4 separate regions of the Homo sapiens genome follow, and regions 2, 3 and 4 are each linked to region 1. Evidence: chromatin loops called from intact Hi-C (ENCODE). Cell type or tissue: endothelial cell of umbilical vein. All regions are shown on one strand. Each heading gives the region's core, and the rest is flanking DNA. Links, peaks and the distances in the headings are about the cores only.

Region 1 (6,120 bases), core at 399-5,398:
AACATTTTTCAAATAGAAAATCTGAAGCTAAAATCACCCCTAAAGGACAAATAACAGGACTACAAACAGCGATAAGACAAGGAATTCTATGGGCAACACTTAAGTCTACTGCAGCTTGGGCTGGATATTCTCCTTAAGGAGGAACCTGTCTTTGATTGTTCCATTGCCCTTCAACTCTGAGCCTATTCAATCATTGCAGAGCTTTTGCTCAGTAGCCACTCTCTGTATTCACAGAGGGGCCACCTGCCTCCCTACCCGGCATCTCGGAGCACCTTGCGTGTGCTTGGGTGTCCTGGAGAGCTGAGGAAGCCTGCTCACTAGGGCATCTTCTGCTCTTGCTGTTTTATTGTGAGCAGAAGGGAGCCATTCTTCTGTAAGGTTGGGTGTACGATGTGGTCCTGTTTTCAGGGAATATTCAGTCCTTGCCTTCTTCTGCCATTTGATAGAAGACTTTGGTGTTTTGGTCTGCCGTAATATATTTATACTAATTTGTAGGCCAGGCATGGTGGCTCATGCCTGTAATCCCAGCACTTTCGGAGGCGGAGGCGGGTGAATCACCTGAGGTCAGGAGTTTGAGACCAGCCTGGCCAACATGATGAAACCCCGTCTGTACTAAAAATACAAAAAATTAGCCAGGCGTGGTGGTGCACGTCTGTAATCCCAGCTGCTTGGGAGTCTGAGGCAGGAGAATCACCTGAAACTAGGAGGTGGAGGTTGCAGTGAGCCAAGATCGTGCCACTGCACTCCAGCCTGGGCAACAGAGCAAGACTCTGTCTCATAAAAACAAACAAACAAATATATATACACACACACACATATATGTTTATACTAAATTTTAAAAATTCAACCTATGTGGATCAAAAATTTCAAATTTGTCTGTTCAAGTCTATGTAAACATCATTATGTAAAAGTAATCTGAAAATAGTTTTTCATGCAACAAGAATAATGTATATTTTCAGTCTCAAAGTTGAAATGAATGAGAAATGTCAAAACAAAATGAATTGATTGGGAAATCAAATCTAAGCACTGACAAATATGAAAAGTGTATTATCTAATTAGTAGTTTATGAAAGTGAGGCACTTTTATAATCAAAGAAATAAAACCTTCCAGAGAGATACAGAATTACTCTGACCTGAATTATTTTAATGGGAAAGAGTTGTTTTTGTTTAAAAATTTCAGGTGAAGTTTGATAATTTTATCTTAAGTCCACTTGGCTTCATTTTGTTGGGCAGCATTGGACAGGACAGTGCAGCCTTATACAGATGACTCTCAGTTCTTTAAAAAAAAATTAAAATGGGTCCATGAGAAAATAAAAATTTAATGTATCTTAAGTAGAGGATCTTGAGAAAGCTAAAAACTGCTTACCTAAACTGAGACATTACCACGGATTTGTAGCTAAGTCATTTAGAATAGACTTTATTTGTAAATGTAAAATGATACTGGCACCAAGATATGGTTGTGAAATAGGAAGTCTCCAGAAAATAATGAAAAATTATAAACCGTGCCCATAGACAATAGTCAGCAAAAACAGATTGTGGAAAGACAGGAAGACAGAGCTTATCCTAGTCATGGTACTGAGTGGAGAAAATCTCAGAATTGTGTGCACTCAAAAACTGTGCAGCCCTGTTGAAAACATTTCTTGTAATATTATCTTATAATAGTTACATCTACCTGCACACTGTCTCAAAATAACTTTAGTGTCACAATAATTTTGGTTGAGCTCAACAACGTTCTTTTATCTTTCTAAGCCATATTCATTTCTCAGGGATGATTACAGAATTGGTTAATTTGAAAGAGTTGTAGCATAAATATTGTGACTCATGAAATGTTTTTAGTACTTGTTTTAGACTTTCATTTCCTTTGGTCATGCTCTTGTGGGAGATTTAAGCAGTAATAGCATTTTCATTTTTCTTTCCTGCATTCCTTACCCATGAGAAGGTAATCTTTAATACACTGTTTTTACTTAGTAAGTTCTGGTGTTTTAAAGAAATGGGTTTTTTATTCAATCATAATTTATTGAACACCTACTAAGTGCCCAGCACAGAATCAGATGTTAATCTAACATAATTTTCCTTTTTTCAAATGGTCTTATTTGATTTTTTAAAAAATGGATATTAATGTACACTAGAATGGAGATTTTTGTTTACCAGTTATTTGTTGCTATATAAATGTGGGTTAAATTAGTTTTTCTTCCTTATACCACCAACCTTTCAGACTTTTAAAGGAATTACTGTAGAATTAAAATTAATAGATTCCTCAGTACTGGCCAAACTCATGGATTTGTGGCACTTCAGAATAATATTGGCTTTTAATGAACAGAATAGATTTGCATGGAAATGCCAGTTTCAGGGATAGAATTAGAGTTGGGATTTATTTTTTCCCTGAAGATCTGCTTCGAAAATTTGCCCCAGGTGATCTCTGTCCTTGTCCTAGGGTCACTCCAGAATTACCACTTTTTTCTGCTTGCGATTCATAAAGGTAAGAAGGACAAACTTAGTCTGTTTTGTAGTGGAATTGTTATTTTTTTTTAACCTTATCTTTTATTTTCCATGTAAAATTGCTTTTCCCTCTTTAACTACCTCGCATAGACAGGGCAGGTAGAGTGAATGTCAGATGAATTAAGGTAGCACTGAACTCCTTATTTAGCCTGTCAATAGCTGCATGATTGTTTTTGCATGAAATCCCAAGTTCGTATTAGCTGCTCAACTTTCAAACTTTAATGGGGAAGTCAGTCTTTATTCTTCAGTAGTGTATGATCCGTGAATTAAGTTTGTATTATGCCTTCTGTCCCAAAATTTCCTCTCTCTTAGCTTCTCCCTAGCCCCAGAGATCAGTTTCTCTGCATGTGTCAAACTTCCTTTTCTCTCCTCATATTTCATTCTTCCAGGATCTGTAATGTGTCCAAGTTCTCATAGCTCACTTAAAAATGGATGGAGTCCAGAGGGATCAGTGCCGACTTTTCATTAATCTATTAGAGCTTCACATTTACTGGCTTGCGCCAAGAGATGTGGGAGAGGAGGAAAATGAGTAAGATCTCACCTCCTGGAAAGGAGGGTGCCACTGCTTTTTCAGTGGTAGAGTTGCTCCCTTAAAGCAGACTCTCTCCCAGCTGAATTCTGAGCTGAGTGTTACAGAGATAAGTCAGCTTGAATCTGGAGGAGTGAGAGAGTTTGGCTAGGGCCCTGTGACAGCTTTGTGGTCAGGAAAGAATATGTAAATTCACTGAATTCCCAGGCATTTCAGCCCTAGAGGAGAAGGATTAGGGGAATCCAAGAGTCCTGACCTTACTGTGAGACTGAATTATAACTAGAGCCCTTTTTAACTAACACAGCTTGAGTTTCATATTTGAAATAACGCTTAAATCAAAATAGTCTCCACTCTTCCCATATACTGATGGGAAATTTATTAAATGTTAAAGTCTAATCTGAAATCAAATATAGCTTTAAATAAAACTATGCAACATCATTTAGTAGTGTTTATAACTTGAGTGATGACTGTCTGGGCTCAATAACCCAGATAGGAGAAGGAATTCCATGGCCCTCCTTCCCAATCCAGACCTGTCTGGAAGCATTTATTTGTACTAAGTTTTCCAGTCTGAAAGTCTGTGTCATTGTTTAGACTCTGTGTGAATAAACAGACAGAGCAATAAACTTCCTCTTCAGGTGAGGTTTATATCTTTTAAACTAGACTGTGGCCTCTAAGCCATGGCTTTCCTGTAGAGAGGCTGCATAATTCAGTTCTGCAGATGTTTTGGTGAGGCTTTACCATGTGCCCAACCTGCACTGTGTTCTTTTAGGCATAATGATAATTGCAAAGAAACATGGCTCCTAATGAAGTTGTAGTCATTTTTGGGAAAAGTGAGTCTGACACACATTAATTAAGATACCTACTTCAGAAAATCTTAAAATATGTATCATCGAGGGCTGGGCGCGGTGGCTCACGCCTATAATCCCAGCACTTTGGGAGGCCGAGACGGGCAGATCAGGAGGTCAGGAGATCGAGACCATCCTGGCTAACACGGTGAAACCCAGTCTCTACTAAAAATACAAAAAAAAATTAGCCAGGCGTGGTGGTGGGTGCCTGTAGTCCCAGCTACTCAGGAGGCTGAAGCAGGAGAATGGCGTGAACCCGGGAGGCGGAGCTTGCAGTGAGCCAGGATCACACCACTGCACTACAGCCTGGGCGACAGAGCGAGACTCTGTCTCAAAAAAAAAAAAAAATTATATATATATATATATATATATATATATATATACACACACACACACACACACACACACACAATCAAATGTCATCAGTTCAAGCAGATATGCGCTTTGTAGTCAGGAAGAGGAAAAATGAGTGTTGGCTTTAGTTTTGGGGGGAAGTTTGCTGAAATAAATTGGATTTAAGATGATCTGTGCAGAATGTGTTCACTTTTGGGTGCCAGATTTTAATAAAGTTATCATGGAGCTTCCTATTTGGGTATCAGGCATGACTTAACATCTAAACATCAATCCCTACAACCGTAGGCTAGGGCTCAGACCTAGAGTCCTCAATCTGGTCCGGCCTGCCTAAAACCCTTGTTTATTTCCCCAATATGCTGTACAAATGGTATTATTTACTCTGGGTGCATGACATGAATAATAGTTAAGTAGCACTGAATTAGAGGTATTTCTTTGGAAGGCAAAGGGTCTAGAAACCAGGTCTCTTGAGGAATAGTTGAAGGGCCTTGGCATATGAGCTTAGAGCCGAAAAGATTAAGGACAAACAAAATAGTTATTTTCAAACATTGCAAAGACATTTTGTTACAGAACAAGTTTATTTGTTCTACATCAATTTAAGATGCAGCATGGGGCCTGTTGGGTAGATGTACAAGTGAGCACACAAGAATCCAGCTCAAATAAGAGGTTTCTCACGATTAAAATGCTCGACAGAGCACTGTTTTTCAGAGCAGTGCCTTCTTCATTTCTAAAAGTGTTAAAGAGAAATTGGATGTCCTTGCAGCCGGCTATGTGGCTAGGGTGGCTGGGATGCACTAAGTACGTGTTTAGGGATCCCAGGCAAGTAGAAATTATGGAGGCTTTTTAGAAAAAGACAACTATAGCATGAACAGACACACCAGGGGAACAATGAGAACAGGAAATGTTCGTGTGCCAGGAATGTGTGGAGGAAATGACACGAGCATGAGATTGGTGATCAAGAACTTTAAATATTCTGATAGGCAGTGGGGAACCGTCTTGCTTCCAGTCCTGGGGAAGGATATCACAAAACCAATGTCTGAGGAAGCTTTGCTTTCTGTCTTGTGCCAGAGGAATGTTAGGAGAGAGGGAAAGAGATATATTCCATGCAGGGAGATCACTTTGGGAGCTTTCCCCAATTATACTCTTTCTTAACTGTGCTATGGGTGGGTGGAGAGGGGAGTAATGGAAACAGAGACGGAACATAATCAGAATTTAATGGAAGAGCTAATATGGGTTTCCTTGAAAATTGTCCTGAAATAGAACTCTCCAAATTATTAATTGAAAGTGATGTGGTCAGTTTGTTAGATCAGCAGACCACAATCAGATATCTGCATCTTGGTGCACCACTCAAGCTGACCAGTGACCTGAGACAAGTCATTAAAATTCCTTATATTCTAATTCCCTAGCAGTATTATCCCAGCATGAGAGAATGTTTGCAAAACATTCTGAGTCTTGGATGAAAGGTACCTTATTATAATAATATTATACTATAATTATTCTTGTTATTGGGGTTATTGTTCTCAACATTGATGCAATTTAATACTTCCTACCTTAGGGATATTTTTGTCTTACAGCAGAATTGTGAAAGTGGCTTTCCTGGGAGATATTCTTTGAAAGACTGGGAAATCTTTCAAATATTTGTTTTAATAATAGCTCATTGAGGAAATGTGAAAACTATGTAATATTAAGGATTATCACTCCTATTTTCTTCTCAATCTAATATCTAGGATATGTTGAAAATACTTTTGTTTCATCTCCTTACAGGGAGCTAGAATGGTTTAGATTGGTGCTTTCCTGGGGTACTGATTTTTTTTTTCCTGTGGAATTCTCTGAACAGGGCTTTCCTCAAAAGAATACATTAAGACTGTCAGAATGATTCTTTTCAGCAGATTAAGCC
Region 2 (6,120 bases), core at 321-5,320, 180 kb after region 1:
GCCTCTAAGTGCTGGGATTACAGGCATAAGCCACTGTACCCAGCCAACTTTCCCCTTTTTAACATAAAAAGTTGGTTATTAATTTTTAAATCAATCAAATGACATCTGGTATTTTACTGATTTATTTGCTTCTGGTTTCTTATATCCCATAACTGTTCTTTGGCTTCACCTTTTAGTTTATTGAAATACATCCTTTAATATTTACTTTTGTTTTCAGTTTACCATCATTTTTCTTAGGTCTTTTTTTCTTTTTCCTGGAAGAAAAATTATAAAATTGTTATATAATATTTGATACATATGAAGGTGCACAAATACACACACATGAACATACACCTACAAACTGTAGGTATGTTATGAACCATAATAGTAAGTGAATTCACCATAGACATTTCCAATAGAGTTCACTCTACATGTATAAAAACCTCCTACTTCCTTCCCAGAGGTAACCACTAGTCTGAATATAGTGTTTCTCATTCTTTTGCCTTCAAAAACATACATACTAGGTTTTCAAAAATAGGTTTCAATAGGTTTTTTTTTTTTTTGAGACAGAGTCTTGCTCTGTCACCCAGGCTGGAGTGCCGTGGCACAATCTCGGCTCACTGCAACCTCCGCCTCCCAGATTCAAGCAATTCTCCTGCCTCAGCCTCCTGAGTAGCTGGGATTACAGGCACGTGCCACCGTGCCTGGCTAATTTTCGTATTTTTTTTTTTAGTAGAGACGGGGTTTCACCATGTTGGTCAGGCTGGTCTCAACCTCCTAACCTTGTGATCCACCCGCCTCAGCCTCCCAAAGTGCTGGGATTACAGGTGTGAGCCACCACGCCCGGCTTCAGTAGGTTTTTAAAATAACTGTAATAGGTTTAAGATTTGCTTATGTTTAACTTCATAAAAAATACTGTCACCTTGTGACTTGCCCTTTATTCAGAATCATGTTTCTAAGACTTAGTGTTACCGGTAGCAGCAGTTTTTCTACTACAGCTGTGGATAATATTACATCATTTGCATATACTACAATATATTTACTCATTCTCCCATAAGTAGACTTTTGGTCATTTAGATTTTTCCTATCAGTAGCAGTGTCATTATGAACACTGTTGTTTGTGTATGCCAACTGATGTGCTTCACGAGTTTCTCTAAGGCATGCACCCTGGAGTGAAGCTGCTTGGTGTAAATTATACCCACGGGCCCATCAGGTATCAAACTCCAGGCACCATTGGCTCATAGCTCTGGATTCCAGCAGCCTGTGGCTTAGCTCCTCCTGCCAGTTGGCCTTTGTGGTCTGTTTCTGGTCCATGATGAGGTTTATAATTTTTGTCCCTTGGGATTTCCCTTTTACCCTTTGCAATAGGTTTGGAACAACAGGGTCTGCCACTTGTGAACTCAAGGCATATTCATGAAATGAAGTCACCATCATTTACTTCTTCAAATATTTAGTGGTCAGAACAGAGGCCGTTTCTGGAATTATAAGGTTGAATTCTTCATACGATGATGTAGCTAGATTTTTTACAACTTGGTTTGTGTGTAAGGAAGCAGGTTCTTTTCCCTGAGTGTAATGTATATCAGCACTTTTCAGTGAGGGTGATTTTTTTTTTTTACCCAGGGGACATTTGTCAATGCCTAGAGACATTTTTGGTTGTCATGAATGGGGTAGGTGAAGGTAAAACTAGCATCTAGTGGGTAGAGGCTATAGATACAGCTAAACATTCTACAGGACATTGAACAGGGCAGCCCCCCACAACAAAGAATTATTGAGTCCTATATTCATAGTATTAGGGTAAAACCACAACCAAAACCCTACAATGTATAGGACAGCATTGCACAAAAAAGAATTATTGGGTCCAACATTTCAATAGCGCTAGGGCACCCTGATGTATGTGAAGATGATCAGTCATTGTGTTCTGAACGTATGATTCTAACACTAAAATTTGGGCCAGGCGTGGTGGCGCATGCATGTCATTCCAGCACTTTAGGAGGCTGAGGCAGGAGGATTACTTGAGCCCAGGAGTTTGAGACCGGCCTGAGCAACATGATAAAACTGTTTCTACAAAAGATAAAAGAAATCAGCTGGGCGTGGTGACATGTGCCTGTAGTCTCAGCTACTCGGGAGGCTGAGGTGGGAGGATCACTTGAGCCCTGGAAGTCAAGCCTGCAGTGAGCTGTGACCATGCCATTGCACTCCAGCCTGGGCAACAGAGTGAGACCCTGTCTCAAAATAAATTCATATTTAATAGAGTCACAACATTTTTTGCTTTTTCCCCCATGCCATGTCTTTGGAAGTGTGTGTTTGGAATGCCCAGGTAATACAGCTAGTGAATTACTTGCCTAATTTAGATCAAAGTATACAATTAGTGTGAAAAGAAAGATGAATTATCAAGAAGTAACGCAGGCTATATGAAAAATAGCAGGGTTTAATTTCTATTTCTGTCTGTCAGTGGAATTCTGTAAACGCTAGTGGACATTCTTCCTGTCCTAGCACGACTTCTCTTCCCAGCCATCTCAAGCTTTGATCAGGAAGGAGAAGGGAGGCATTCCTACACGCACCAGAACAGTGCAGTGGGGAGTTGGTCTGTGGATTTCGTGGAATTTTAGAAAAAAAAACAAAAAGCAACAAAAAAAAAAACCAGAGCACATCTCCCACTACTTACTGGGCCCGGCTCAGCAATAGCATTACCCAGTAAATATGGATGAATGGATGATCAAGAGTTTCCGCAGTCTGGTTTGCTTCCCTTCCTGTTCCAGGTCTTTCTTTGTCCATGAACTGCTGAAACCTGAGTGGGGGCTTCCACAAAGGGAGAGAAAGGGGGATGGAGAAGGAGGGAAAGGCAGATAACAGCCGAATGTAATCAGCATTTTATTACTGTCCTCAGGAAGTAGGAATAGGAAAAAAGAAGTAGGTTGGAGCAAGGAAAGTTAATTATGTGAGGTTATTTGACAGGAAATTACTAAATACAAACAGACAGAAGAAACACATTTTAAAGCAGGATAGGAAATCTCAAGTTACTCCACTCTGTGCATTCAAAACCCCCAAAGCAAATTCTGAAAATAGCAGTTTAAACAAAAGCTATCTTATCTGATAAAAGTATTTCAAACACAAAGGGAAATTTATATATTGGGCAGGCAATCTTAAAATAAACCGATTTTGTTGATAGCACTGCAAATGTAATTGTGGGAAACCCCCTTCTGATGTCTGAATTTATCTTGTAGATGTTTTGAATTTGGCATTTCAGTTCTATAAAGGTATATGTGTGTGTGTATTTCACCTTGGAAAATTATATATATGTGAAATAAAATGAAAAGTTTATTATGTTTGTGTTTTTTTTCAGTATTACAAAATTTTGGGGGAGTTAGGTATTATTAATAGTTCCAGAAGACTGTTACATCAGTACAGCCAGAGAACTGAGGTGTTCTCTAAAATCTTTATTTCTGGAGGTCATATATTTTAAATGTTTTAATTGATGTATTTGATTAACATAATTTTTTTTTATTGCTTTTCAGCCATTGGCAAAATTCGTAGAATCTTTGTAAATTATCCAAACATATTTGGTGTTGTTTTAAAGACTAAGTGATTAAGGAGTAGGACCTTTTCCTACCCTGAATGATTTCTGGTTCTTTAATGGCCTATGCTAAATAGTCAGTGTTGCAGACATAGAAAGGAGGGTCAGAAGTGGCTGTTCAGTAATCTGACCCTTTTAATTAAGGTTGTCATCCTAAGAAAAAAGACCCAAATAACAAAAAACACCAACAAAATACATACATATATGCATAAAGGGGCACACACACACACACACCCATATTTATATGTAGCTTTTCCAAAGAAAAAAGGAAGAAACTTTATTTTCTAGATCTTGATAGTAGGATTCTCTAAGGATTTTTTAAAATAGTTGAGATATTGAAGAGTCATATCATAGAAATTGGGTGGCTGTAAAATTGCACAGTCTGTGGATAAAGTTACACATTCCATGTTAGTTCAAAGAAAAAGCAATATTTTGAAAACATAAATGGAGCTCAAAGTCTGCATTCCTTTTAAAAGGCCAACACCTGTGGAAGGAATGCAGGTTGTTCCCACTTGACCTTCAACTGTGGAGCTGGGCTAGGTACTTCAGATGTTATGGTGGTCAAGTAGGAACCTCTCTCTGCAGCAGTGTCTCCTGGGACAGCACCTGTCCTGTCTGTTGTCAGGAAGCCAACATATGGCGACAGCTAGGAATAATCAGAGAGTAGATCCTAACCCTTGCTTTGAGGAGCTTGCTTTGTATACCACGAAGTCTCACAGTGATGGATGAGTGGGTGTAGATAATGTGCAATAAGCCATAACCTCTCTAAGCAATCAGGCTTACATTTTGCAAGTCCTGGGAAAACCTGGGCAGACAGTATTAGCACACTCAGACTGAGTCCTCTGTGTGTAGTAGTTGAAGATAAAGACATCATTGATGTTCCAGACAGATTCTCATCATGCATAAATAATTCCTTAGGACGGAATTACCATAGTTGCCTTGAGTGGCACTTCCCCTCCTTTAGGCCACTCACATTAGTTCAGCAGTTTATTGTGGCGTCTGAAGAATCAAATGCACAATTCAACCTCAAGAAGAAAATTACAAATAGCATATTCTTTTTGAACCGTGAATGTATTCGTCCACACAATATTTGATGGGAAAGAGATCTGGCTCATTTTTGCTTTTTTCATTAATTCTTTGTTTATTCAGTCAATATTTCTTAATTCCTTGATATATTCCAGGAGCTGTGGTGGAGGCAGAGAATGCAATGTGAAAAGCAATGCATTAGCAGGCAAGGTTGCTACTTCTTAGAACTAATAGTTTACTGTCATATGGTCATGCCTCCTCTATGCCCTAGCTTTGTGATCTTGGGCAAGTGACAATTCCTCTGTACCTCAATTTCTTTGGATACATTAGAGTGTTTTTTCCCCCAGGTGGCCCTTAAGATCTTGTTCAGTGCTAGTCTTTTTCGGATATATACTTTAGTTGTTAAATTTTTTTTTTTTTTTTTTGAGACGGAGTCTTGCTCTGTTGCCCAGGCTGGAGTGCAGTGGCGTGATCTTGGCTCACTGTAACCTCCACCTCCCAGGTTTAAGCGATTCTTCTGCCTCAGCCTCCCGAGTAGCTGGGACTACAGGTGCCCGCTACCACGCCCGGCTAAGTTTTGTATTTTTAGTAGAGACGGTTTCACCATGTTGGCCAGGATGGTCTCGATCTCCTGACCTTGTGATGCCCCCGCCTCGGCCTCCCAAAGTGCTGGGATTAAAGGCATGAGCCACCGTGCCCGGCCAGTTGTTAAATATTTTTATCTCCATATCTCGCTTGGTGTTCTAGTGAGTGACTGAATATGGTGGAACTGGGTAGATCAGCTTAGATGTTTATATGCAGGTTAGAATCATTGCTTTGATTTCTAACTGAACTAGTTACCTTACTTGAGTCTATACCACCTGGGTATCTCCAGCCTGTTTGACTGGCTTACATACATATGCCGTTTCCTAAGACTCAAGCTCACTTTAAAGAGAAAGCATGCATTTCCTTCTATTGATGCTGGAAACTTTTCAAGCAGTTCTGAGGCATGGTCTTCAAGACACAAAAGATCATTGTTACATGTGCTCCTTTGCTGAGACACTAGCCCATGGCAATTGAGTTGTTTTTAGCTCAACTTCAGTGCTAGCAGACAAAACTATGCTTAAGACAGGATTATTGAAACCTGGACCTTCCACAATTTAATAATATTGGTAATGTTGATGAATTCAACTCCTGCTTATATCATCTGTTTTTGTAAATAAAGTTTTGTTGGAACACAGCCAGGTCCAGCCTTTTCTGTACTGTCTATGGCTGCTTTTGAGCTGTAAGTGTGTGACTGAGCAGCTGAAACAGAGACTGTACGGCCCACAAAACTGAAAGTATTTGCCATCCTGCCCTTAACAGAAACATTTGCTGACACCTCAATTATAGGATAAGCAAAGCCCCCAACCCTAGAATTTAAGGTGTGTGGAACCATAACACACACACACACACACACACACACACACACACACACGTATTTTTTTTTTTCAGGAAACAGCTTATTTGCCTTTTTTTTGCAAAATGCTTCTGAGAAATTAGCCTTGTTAATGTGTAACTTT
Region 3 (6,120 bases), core at 808-5,807, 170 kb after region 1:
TATCATTTTATATTCCACCAGCAGTGTACAAGCAATACAGTTTTTCTGCACTTTTACCGGAATTAGGTTTTGTCACTCTTATGTGTTAACCATCCTGATAGGTATGTTGTAACATCTCATTGTGGTGTAATTTGCATTTCTTTGATGGCTAATGATGTTGAACATTTTTGCTGGCCGGGTGGCTCGCATCTGTAATCCCAGCACTTTGGGAGGCTGAGGCAGGCAGATCACAAAGTCAGGAGTTCGAGACCAGCCTGGCCAACATAGTGAAACCCCGTGTCTACTAAAAATACAAAAAATTAGCTGGGCGTGGTGGTAGGCACCTGTAATCCCAGCTACTTGGGAGGCTGAGGCAGGAGAATTGCTTGAACCTGGGAGGCAGAGGTTGCAGTGAGCCAAGATCATGCCATTGCACTCCAGCCCGGGCAACAGTGCTTGACTCCATCTCAAAAAAAAAAAAAAAAAAAAAAAAATTTTGCATGTACTTATTTGCCATCTGCGTATCCTCTTTGGTGAAATGTCTGTTCATGTCTTTTGCCTTTTTTCTGATATCGTTTGCTTTTCTAGATTTCTAATTTTTGTTTGCCTTATACTTTTTGTAGTTTACTTTTAACCTACCTATATAAATATATTTGAAGTCAATTTCTTATAAATAGACTATATTGAGTCATAGTTTTTAGTCCAATATGACAATCTCTGACTTTTAATTGTGTTTTAGACCATGTGCATTTATTGTAATTATTGATACATTTGGATTTAGATCTACCATTTCATTATTTCTTGTTTGTTTCTCTTTTTTTTTTTTTTTTTTTTTTTGAGATAGCATGTCGCCTTGTCACCCAGGCTGACAGTGCGGTAGCATGATCAGGGCTTACTGCAGCCTTGACCTCCTGGGCTCAAGCAATCCTTCTACCTCAACCTCCCGAGTAGCTGGAACTACAGGCGTGTACCACCATACTTGGCTAACTTTTAATCTTTTGTAGAGATGGAGTCTCCCTATTTGCCCTGGCTGGTCTCAAGCTCCTGGGCTCAAGCGGCCTCCCAAAGTATTGGGATTATAGACGTGAGCCACCACATCTGGCTTGTTTCTCTTTTTTATTGTTGTTTTCTTTTTTTACTTCTGACTTTTTTTTATATTTGAGCATTTTTAGTATGGCCTGTTAATTTATTATGATTTTGACGATATCTCTTTGTATAGCTTTTTTAGTGGTTGCTCCATGGATTACAAAATACATATTTAACTGTTTAACATCTACTTATAGTTAGTATTTTATTACTTTCTTGGGGATGTAATACACTTACCATCTTATAAGTTCCTTTCCACTCCCTCTTTTACATCTTTATTGTCTATGTGTAACATCTGCATACATTGAAAATCTCATTAGGTACTTTTTGCTTTTGACTATCAAACACAATGTAAAGAGTTGAAGAGTAATATATTTTATTCAGATACTCATCATTTCTGTCACTCTTCCTTTGTTCCTGTTACTCATGTTTCCTTCTATTGTCATTTTCCTTCTGTCTGAAGAACTTCCTTTAGTAATTCTTTTAGAGCAAGTTTGCTGACTATACAGTGTGAAAGTTTCCCTTAATCCACAAATGCCTTTATTTTATCATTATTCCTGATAGATGCTTTCACTGGATACAAAATCTAGGATGACAGTTCATTACTTTATTTTATTATTATTATTATTATTATTATTATTATTTTGAGACGGAATCTTGCTCTCTCTCCCAGGCTGGAGTGCAGTGGCGCGATCTTGGCTCACTGCAAGCTCCGTCTCCCGGGTTCAGGCCATTCTCTTGCCTCAGCCTCCAGAGTAGCTAGGACTACAGGCACCTGCCACCACGCCCGGCTAATTTTTTAATATTTTTAGTAGAGATGGAGTTTCACCTTGTTAGCCAGGATGGTCTCCATCTCCTGCCCACTTCGGCCTCCCAGAGTGCTGGGATTACAGGTGTGAGCCACCGCACCTGGCCAACAGTTCATTATTTTAGATTGACAAGTATTTACTTTAAAAGATGACAGTTCTTTAAAAGTTTTTTGCTACTTCCTTCTGGTCTTGATAGTTTATGTTAAAGATCCATAATCATTCTAATCATTGTTTTCTAATCAATGTTACTTTGATGTAATGTATCTGTCATTCTACTCTGCTTTGAAGATCATTTTCTGTCTTGAGTTTTTTAAAATATTGTGGTAATTTTACCATTTTAACCATTTTACAATGTGTAATTCAGTGGTGTTAATTACATTCACAATGTTGTGTAACTATCAGCATTCTCTGGTTTTAGAATATTTTCATCACCCAAAACAGAATGTCCTTAGTTTTTAGCAGTTTATCTTAGCATGAATTTGTTTGAATTTACGCTATTTAGGATTTGCATAGATTCTTGAAACTGTAGGTTTATCTTCGCAATACCTGGCAAATTTTCCACTCCTACTTCTTTTTTTTTTTTTTTTTTTTTTTTAAGACAGAGTTTTGCCCTGTCACCCAGGCTGGAGTGCAGTGGCGCAATCTCGACCCACTTCAACCTCCGCCTCCCGGGTTCAAGCAATTTTCCTGCCTCAGCCTCCCGAGTAGCTGGGATTACAGGCATGCGCCACCACACCCAGCTAATTTTGTGGGTTTTTCTTTTTTTTTTTTTGAGATGGAGTCTCGCTCTGTCACCCAGGCTGGAGTGCAGTGGTGCGATCTCTGCTCACTGCAACCTCCGCCTCCCAGGTTCAAGCGATTCTACTGCCTCAGCCTCTGAAGTAGCTGGGATTACAGGCATGCGCCACTATGCCCAGCTAATGTTTGTGTTTTTAGTAGAGATGGGGTTTCACCATATTGGCCAGACTGGTCTCGAACTCCTGACCTCAGGTGCTTCACCTGCCTCAGCTTCCCAGACTGCTGGGATTGCAGGTGTGAGCTACTGCACCCGGCCTCTTACTTCTTTAAACATAATTCTAGCACGCATTATTGCCCATCTCCTTTAGGGACTTCAAGGACCTGAATGTTAGACCTTCAGTTATTCAGTCATATATTTCTGAAGTTCTGCTCATATAATTCTTAACCTGTTTCTTCCTGTTATTCAGAGTAGGTAATGTCTATTGATTTATCTTCAAGTCCAATAACCTTTTCCCCTGTCATCTCCACTCTGCTTTTGAGTTCATCCAGTGAATTTAAAATTTTGATTTTCATTTCCAGTTCTAAGATTTCCATTCATTTCTTTTTTGTATTTTCTATTTCATTGCTAAGACTTTATTTTAACATTTGTTTCAAGAGTGTTTATGATTGCTCATTCAAACATAAAAGAAGTGCTCTATCATATAGTAGCTGCCTTAAAGTCTTTTTCACATAACTTCAGCATCTGTATTATGTTGCATTGATATGTGTATCTTTTTCTGTGTGAGTTGAAATTTTCATGGTTGTTGGTATGAGTTGAAATTCTCATGGTTCTTGGTATGTTGAGTAATTTTGGAGTCTCTCCTAGATATTTTGATGATTATGTTATGAGTCTCTGGGTTGTGTTTAATCCCATGGAAATTTTTTTTTTTTTTTTTCTCTAAGCAGGCAATTGATCTGGTTAGGTTCAGGCTCCAAGTTCCAACCTAACTTCAGGGGGTTGGATACTCAAGGGAGTATCAGTTTACTTTTCAAAGTCCTTGAAGTACTCTTCGGTTCTAGTCTGTGAGTGTGCCACCTTGTGGTCAGTCTGTGACCTGTGCAGTGCGTCTATCTGTTAGTTCCATTCTCTGAGCCTTTGGTATGCTAATTACAATTGATGCAAACATTTAAGGGTTGGTGATGATCCCTGGAATTCATGAGCAACTCTATGGTGTCACTTTCCTGAACTACTCCTCTGTATTCTCCTTGGAACTTTTTAGCTCCTTAGGGCTCCCCCTTTCAGTCTTTTAGGAGCTACTGTGAACTTCCTTATTTGGGACTTTCTCTGGGCCCAAGCAAGAGAAGGATGGTGAGAGTTAAAAAAGCAATAGAGGTCGGCCTCATCACACCTCCACTAAATGGAGAGAAAGGTTCCCCTCCCTCAGTTTTCCTTCTTGCTGACCGCTTTACTGGTCATTGCCCTCACTGTCCTGGAATTGCCTGGAAGCAACCTCATGAATGACAGACACAAAAGAGCAGAAACAACAGAGAACAAAGTCAAGGATTTCACACCGTCCATGAGTGTTAGGAGCCCTCTTGTTTGTCCATGAGCCATAACTAGAGGGCTTCTGGAGCATTCTCCTTCACTGCAGCAGTGCTCATTTCTAGGTTTCCAGCTTGATTAAGTTCAGGCCTGAGGCTACTAGGAGAAAATAAATGGTAAACCCACTAGTAGTTTGATTGCAACTTTGATTCCAGTGGTCTTCCATGATTTCCCTGATGCTATTCACTTTCTAGAATTTTTTCCAGTAGTTGCTTTATATCTGTTCAGGTTGTATGCTTCTGTTCAGTGGGAGAAATGAGTGAAGTGTTTTTATGCCATTTCACCCAGAACCAGAAGTCTGACCTAATCCATATTGATTTTGTACATAGGAGGTGGCCGCTGTTCCTTTCCACGTTAAAGCAGTCGTGCATGTAAATTCTGGGGACTATAGTCACTTCTACATTGTACATGAGTCCTGTGAGGCTTTAGGTAGTCTGAATTATCATGTAATATAATTAGGTTATATGTATATGGAATTATGATGGGAATCTAGGTAAGGAGACAAAAAATTAAGACGGCATATGAGGCCAGGTAAGGTGGCTGATGCCTGTAATCCCAGCACTTTGGGAGACCAAAGCAGGAGGGTTGTTTGAGTCCAGGAGTTTGAGACCAGCCTGGGCAACATAGTGAGATACTGTGTCTACAAAAAAATACAAAACTTAGCCTGGCGTGGTGGTGCACACCTGTAGTCCCAGTCCCAGCTACTCTGGAGGCCAAGATGGGAAGATGCAGTGGGTCATGATTACACCACTGTATTGCAGCCTTGGTGAAAGAGGGAGACCTTGTCTTAAAAAAAAAGAAAAGAAAAAGAAGGCATACAATATGTATGTATAGATTTGCGTGCACACACATAATGATACTTTTGATAAGCTTAATTAATAACAGGCTAAGCCTCCAGTGATTATATTATTGTCCTCAAGGAGCATCCCTCTACTTAATATGTCATTACTATTCTAAAGGATAAACATATCTAATTCAAGAGAATATTAATCTTTGTCAAATGTTTGATATAAAAACATTAATTTTCCTGTATCATCATTCTCCATATTTTTGGCAATTAAGAGAGAAAGCTCATAATGATGGTCAAAAAATAGCTTTAAAAAGTTGGTGGTAGAGTTAGAAGACTATGTTTTGTACACTAGGATTTAGCCTTTTTCCAAAAGAGACCAGAAGAAGAGATTCTGCCATTTCCTGACTGAGTCATGGGTCACTCGAAGAAACTGAACCTATTTATCTATTAATATTTCAAGCAGGGTAGGAGTCAATACAGGGAATTAGGTTGTAACTGTTAAAAGGACTAGAGCAGCAAATGAATGGTGGAGGTGTCGGTGTTTCCTAGACCAGTAACTGCAGGAAACTATTACTTCTAATGCCAGAGTATGTCTTCGTCGCCCCACCACGGCCTACTCAGTCACTACAGGAGACCAGCGCCTAGAGCTTGTGTTACAAGACTCTGTACAAATCTGCTGCTGCTATTGCTGCCAGAGTCAAAGACAAATGGATTCTGCCATCTTCCAGTTTTGTATAAGTGCCTTTGAAAGAACCTAAACCTAGAACCTTGCTGGCCAAGGAATCTGAGAAATATAGTTTCCAGACTTAGAACCCCTGTGATCGTGTTAGATCTTAGAGAAAAATAAGGATGGCTCTAATTAACATAAGTATTCATTGACATCTTTGTATTTGGTTTACATAATATTGTGTGCTGTCTGATAGTGAAGACTCTAAGCTGCTTGAAGGTAGGAATAGGTCTCATATACTTTTATAATCCCACAAAGCGTAGCACAGTGCCTTATGCTTGTGCAGTTTTCTTCTACATAATTATTTCATATAACTGTAACCCAAACACTAAGCATGCCTTCAAATGAAAGATCAATCTTCTTTATCACTGGTCAGTTCCAGAGCCATCAATTAAAGAATCTGAGGCCT
Region 4 (6,120 bases), core at 617-5,616, 130 kb before region 1:
TCACCTGAGGTCAGGAATTTGAGACCAGCCTGACCAACATGGAGAAGCCCCGTCTCTACTAAAAATAAAAATTAGCCACGCATGGTGGTGCACGCCTATAATCCCAGCTACTCGAGAGGCTGAGGCAGGAGAATCACTTGAACCCAGGAGGAGGAGGTTGCAGTGAGCCAAGATCGTGCCATTGCATTCCAGCCTGGGCAACAAGAGTGAAACTTTGTCTCCAAAAAAAAAAGAAAAAAGTATTTAAATTAAAAAGTAATTTTTGTTTAAAGAAAGATATTGAATAAATGATAAAATAGGTATACAGATATGACAAAATCATGAGAGTAGTACGTGACCACTGAAGTTTGAGAAACAGAGATCTAAAGTACGTTTTTATCTGTGGTAAAGAACAAGTTTTGTTTTTTAAATTTTCAATCTGTTGCAGGATGCCACTTTTATAAAACACAATGAAATTAGAAGAAAAATAAAAATATTAAACATATTAAAAGGGTCACCTTACATTTTATTTTATTAGATTCAATATTCAAAAGTAATTCTGTCAAATTATTTTAAATGCTTACTCTCAATTTTGCAATTGACCTCCCTGCATTCCAGTAACAGTCAGTCTGCAGATCGGCAGTTGGTCCACAAACCAGACTTTGAGTAACATCGACTTAGAGAAAGCCTAGAGGAAGGGCAGTAGTTACAGGGTGCTAAAGAGAAAGGGTGATTGCAAAGGCTTCTTTAACAAATTATTACTTGAGTAGTCACTCCTAACTCCTATTCATACTCTCCTCCCCATTCCTACCACCTGAAGTCGGCTCCACCCCCTTTTTTTTTTTTTTTAAGGCGGAGTCTTGCTCTATCACCTAGGTTGGAGTGCAGTGGCATGATGTCTGCTCACTGCAACCTCTGCCTGCCAGGTTCAAGCGATTCTCCTGCCACAGCCTCCTAGGTAGCTGGGATTACAGGTGCGCCACCACCCCACCCAGCTAATTTTTGTATTTTTAGTAGAGACAGGGTTTAATCATGTTGGGCAGGCTGGTCTTAAACTCCTGACCTCAAGTGATCCACCCACCTCGACCTCTCAAATTGCTGGGATTACACGCGTGAGCCACCGTGACTGGCCAGGTCCACCATTATTGAGTATAAATGTATTATTATTATTATTTTGTATAAGTGTTCTCTCGCTGGGCACGGTGGTCAGGAGTTCCAGACCAGCCTGGCCAATATGGCGAAATCCCGTCTCTACTAAAAATACAAAATTTACCCAGGCGTGGTGGCGTGTGCCTGTAGTCCCAGCTACTTGGGAGGCTGAGGCAGGAAAATTGCTTGAACCTGGGAGGCAGAGGTTGCAGTGAGCCAAGATCGCGCCACTGCATTCCAGCCTGGCAACAGAGTGAGAGTCTGTCTCAAAAAAATAAATAAATAAATAAATAAATAAATAAAATAAAATAAAATAAAAGTGTTCTTTCTCACCAAGTTGTTAAAGAAATGAAGCCCATAAAGGTTTACGAAGAAATTATCAAATGACTGTTTGTCCTGTATATAGTTCAAAATCTCTTTGAAGATGGATCTGTAAAAGTTTTACTTTTGCATTTAGTACCAGGAAAATATTCTCTTCTCAAAATCAATATGTGTTTAGCCGGGCGTGGTGGCATACGCCTGTAGTCCCAGCTACTAGGGAGGTGGAGGTTGGGGGATCGCTTGAACCCAGGAGGCGGAGGTTGCAGTGAGCCCAGACTGCGCCACTGCACTCCAGCCTGGGCAACAGAGGGAGATCCTGTCTCAAAAAAAAAAAAAAAAAAAAAAGTGTATGTTTTTTTATTTCTTTGATCAAACAATGACTGTTATACAACATATCCTGTCATATATCTCATGGTTCATTTGCAAGGAAAGTCAGGGATAGGTTTAATGTACAACCACAGAAATTATATTGGTGTTTGATGTGTTTATATTGCTCTTCTTTTCCATAGGTTTTAGTTTCCCATTGTATGCGTGCACAAATTGAGAAAAGGAGTAGCCACTGGAAAATCAAGGATATAATTACTTTTAAAATATTTTACTTCAATCTAGGTAACCGAGGTGATCTCTTTCTTCAATTTTTTTTCTTTTTTAAGACGGAGTTTTGTTCCTGTTGCCCAGGCTGGCATGCAATGGCCAGATCTTGGCTCACTGCAAGCTCTGCTTCCCTGGTTCAAGTGATTCTCCTGCCTCAGCCTCCCAAGTAGCTGGTATTACAGGAGCCTGCCACCATACCGGCTACTTTTTGTATTTTTAGTAGAGACGGGGTTTCAGCACATTGGCCAGGCTGGTCTTGAACTCCTGACATTAGGTGATCTGCCCGCCCTGGCCTCCCAAAGTCCTGGGATTACAGGCATGAGCCACTGCCCCCAGCCTGTTGCTCAGATTTTATGAAAGAGAATTAATAGACAATGAACCTAAAATAACCCATTATTCTACTTATATTTGCATATTTCTGATGTCTTCTATAATAAAACTTGAGTAGATAAAAGTTACAGAGCTAGAGATGTGAGTGCTGTTTTTTAAAAAATTGTATCTATTTCATTGGCATGGAATCTAACTTATTCTCTGAGATTGAAACAGTTAACTCGTGATGGGCTCATGATGCATCTAGTTCTGCGTGTATTTTCTGGTTATTGTTAGTAGACTGTTGGAAGTGGACCTAGATTTGCTCAGGATATGAAGCAGGCATGATTCATCTAGCGATTTTGTAAGGGTTGTCTGCCCTAATTCCGGGAGAGTTGCTGTTGTTTGCCTGCTCCATTAAAGAGGAAAGCAGACATGAAGTGGATTGTGTGACACCATGATTACTGGTGTTAGATATGGAGTTGAAACTACAGTGTCAACTCAAGGTCATCCAAGCAACAGTGGTGGGAAATGGGATTTGGAAATACCAGGAAGCAAAGTCCTTGCCTAAAGTTAGTTTAAACCTGTCTTTTTCTAGGTACATGCCTTTTTGGGGGATTTTGTTGTGTTTTCTGAATGAGTTTGATTTGCCACACATTCTTGTGGGAAGTCCAATATTGTCTTTAAGTTTTTTTGTTTTTTTTTTTTGTTTTTTTTTTTGAGATTGAATCTTGCTCTTGTCACCCAGCCTGGAGTGCAATGGTGTGATCTCGGCTCACTGCTCCGCCCCCTGGGTTCAAGCAAGTCTCTTACCTCAGCCTCCTGAGTAGCTGGGATTACAGGTACCCACCACCATGCCTGGCTAATTTTTGTATGTTTAGTAGAGACAGTGGTTCGCCATGTTGGCCAGGCAGGTCTCGAACTTCTGACCGCAGGTGATCTGCCCACCTCGGACTCCCAAAGCGCTGGGATTACAGGCATGAGCCACCGTGCCCGGCCATTACTTTATAAATGTTTCCTGGCTGCTGAAGAAGAGTTACCATTCCAGGCCTATCTTTAAGGTGGCCAGGAGGAACCAGTGAACTGAAGGTGAAGTAGGGTGTCAGGAAGATTGGTGCTGTAAGGTGATATATTCAATGATAAAGTGTCAAAAAGTAGGGACAGATCATGGTTTTGGTGACAATGATTAATTTATTGCAATTTGAATTGATGTTTGGATTTGTCATCCATCATGAACATTGATTTAGAAATCAATATCGAGATTATCATTCATGACCGGGTGCGGTGGCTCATGCCTGTAATCTCAGCACTTTGGGAGGCCGGGTGTGAGGATCACTTCAGCACAGCAGTTCGAGACCAGCCTGGGCAACGTAGCAAAACCTTCTCTCTACTGAAAATACAGAAAGTTAGCCAGGTGTGATGATGCACCCTTGTAGTCCGCTACCTGGGAGACTGAGCTGGGGGGATCGGATCACCTGAGCCCAGGAGGTTGAGGCTGCAGTGAGCTGTCATAGCACCATTGCACTCTAGCTCGGGCAACAGAGCAGGACCTTATCTAAAAAACAAACAAACAAACAAAAAACCCAAACAAACAAACATTCTGTAGTAGTGATTGGGGTCTGGGAGTTCTTTAAGGTGCTAATCAGTTGACTTAATGCAGAAGAGATGAGAGAAAAAACAAATTCCTGAAATACTAATACTTACACTAAAACAAAGTATTGGCTGCTTGATCATATAAAAAAAAAATAGCCGGGTGCGGTGGCTCACGCCTGTAATCTCAGCACTTTGGGAGGCTGAGGCGGGCAGATCACGAGGTCAAGAGATCGAGACAATCCTGGCCAACATGGTGAAACCCCGTCTCTACTAAAAATACAAAAATTAGCTGGGCGTGGTGGCATGCGCCTGTAATCCCAGCTACTTGGGAGGCTGAGGCAGGAGAGTCACTTGAACCCGGGAGGCGAAGGTTGCAGTGAGCCGAGATAGCGCCACTGTACTCCAGCCTGGCTACAGAGCAAGACTCCCTCTCAAAAAACAAAAAACAAAAACAAAAAAAACTAAAGACCGGGTGTGGTGGCTCACACCTGTAATCACAGCACTTTGGGAGGCCGAGGCAGGCGGATCACAAGGTAAGGAGTTCGAGACCAGCCTGACCAACATGGTGAAACTCTGTCTCTACTAAAAATACAAAAAATTAGCCGGGCACGGTGGCAGGCGCCTGTAATTCCAGGTACTTGGGAGGCTGAGGCAGGAGAATCGCTTGAACTCGGAGGGCGGAGGTTATAGTGAGCCGAGATCACACCACTGCACTCCAGCCTGGGCAACAGAGTGAGACTTCATCTCAAAACAAAAATAAAAGAAATAAAAATAAGAAAACTAATGCATTTAAGACATTTATATAAAAGTTACTTTAAGGTATTATATGTGAATCCTTGCCTCATGGATTGTCCATTTTTACTGGAAAGAGCTTTAGTACAGAAACAGTGACTAAATTAGTGCTTCACCTGTGATAGGATGAAAGAGATAACATCTATTAGCTTCCTTTAATGGAAGAAAATCTTCTCCCACTGCATTAGAAATGTTCTGGAATAGAGCTGCAACAACATACCAGAAAGTCTTGGCCAATAGACTAAACATTCTGTTTTATAATTTTAAAAAATATGATAAAGAGCAATGGGATTTTGGTGTAGTAATACTATTCATTGCAAAAAAAAAAACAGTGTAAATTTGGCAAGGCAGTTAAGCAAAATATGAACAGAAGAGTGCATGCTAGTTATATTAGTAAGTGAGCAGATTTCACAAATAATAGGAACACATCTCATGGGAACTAGACTATTTCTCAGATTTTGGCAATAATCTAAAAAGTGGTACCTTTAAACATTTTCTTTAACTCACACTATTTATATTGCCTAAGTCGACTTAAGCTAATGCTTCTACTGTTATAATTTCATTTTAAAGAATTATGTGATTTGGATGCTAAAAATAGCAACAAAATAGTAATAGTTCCTTCTGACCATAATGAGAATTGTTCATAATTTATATTAATATCCTTAAGTTATTCTTTGTTCCAAGATAAAGATATATTCCTTTCAAGCTAAATGGTTACTTCAGGAGTCACTTTTTAAGATAGCTAATTTATATCTTGAGATTACTTTGACTGTGCAGGTATTCTAGTATAAAATATTTAGTCACTGGGAAATTAGAAGTCAGAAGAAATTGTTTTCTTCTTTCATATCCCATATTCTCTGGACAGTTTCCCACTCAGATGAAATATTTCAAAAGCATGAGAGAAAATAAGAACTTTCTCTATAAATTATTTTTATTTTTTATTTTATGTTTTATATATATACATACATACATATATATATATATATATATATATATATATATATATATTTTTTTTTTTTTTTTTTTTTTTTTTTTTTTTTGAGACAGAGTGTCTCTTTGTCACCCAGGCTGGAGTGCAATGGTGGTGCAATCTCTGCTCACCACAATCTCTGTCTCCCGGGATCAAGCGATTCTTCTGCCTCAGCCTCCCATGTAGCTGGGACTACAGGCGCACACCACCACACCTGGCTAATTGTGTATTTATAGTAGACAGGTTTCACCATATCGGGCCAGGCTGGTCTCGAACTCCTGACCTTGCGATGTACCCGCCTTGGCCTCCCAAAGTGCTGGGATTACAGGTGTGAGCCACCACGCCTGGGCTATTTATTTATTTTTGATACAGAGTCTTATCTGTCGTCCAGGCTAGAGTGCAGTGACATGATC

The links. A loop is a pair of places that touch in the nucleus more often than their neighbours do. Peaks named below come from ENCODE experiments on the same cell type or tissue, not always from the same donor. Only the 100,000 strongest peaks of a DNase experiment are listed, where the experiment ranks them.
Region 2: it touches region 1 in a loop (4-fold over the local background); 2 of 110 quality-filtered maps call a loop at or near these places.
Region 3: it touches region 1 in a loop (4-fold over the local background); 3 of 110 quality-filtered maps call a loop at or near these places.
Region 4: a loop joins it to region 1, with 6 times the contacts of the local background. A loop is called at or near these places in 2 of 110 quality-filtered maps.

What each region holds. Positions count from the first base shown.
Region 1 is chr6:21,766,585-21,772,704 of GRCh38, forward strand. All of the region lies in intron 2 of CASC15 (cancer susceptibility 15), which reads left to right. Among named protein-coding and RNA genes, the nearest start is that of CASC15, 100 kb to the left of the region's middle. RefSeq lists enhancers at 2,865-3,478, 4,002-4,501. In endothelial cell of umbilical vein, for the core only: no CTCF peak of the experiment used is centred there; DNase peaks (open chromatin) are centred at 1,737, 2,997 and 5,127; H3K27ac peaks cover 4,363 bases.
Region 2 is chr6:21,945,272-21,951,391 of GRCh38, forward strand. All of the region lies in intron 5 of CASC15 (cancer susceptibility 15), which reads left to right. Among named protein-coding and RNA genes, the nearest start is that of NBAT1, 200 kb to the right of the region's middle. In endothelial cell of umbilical vein, for the core only: no CTCF peak of the experiment used is centred there; a DNase peak (open chromatin) is centred at 2,790; H3K27ac peaks cover 1,437 bases.
Region 3 is chr6:21,932,074-21,938,193 of GRCh38, forward strand. All of the region lies in intron 5 of CASC15 (cancer susceptibility 15), which reads left to right. Among named protein-coding and RNA genes, the nearest start is that of NBAT1, 210 kb to the right of the region's middle. In endothelial cell of umbilical vein, for the core only: a CTCF peak has its summit at 3,685 (motif pointing left); a DNase peak (open chromatin) is centred at 1,448; H3K27ac peaks cover 1,609 bases.
Region 4 is chr6:21,632,036-21,638,155 of GRCh38, forward strand. No RefSeq gene overlaps it. Among named protein-coding and RNA genes, the nearest start is that of CASC15, 31 kb to the right of the region's middle. In endothelial cell of umbilical vein, for the core only: no CTCF peak of the experiment used is centred there; a DNase peak (open chromatin) is centred at 2,746; H3K27ac peaks cover 2,179 bases.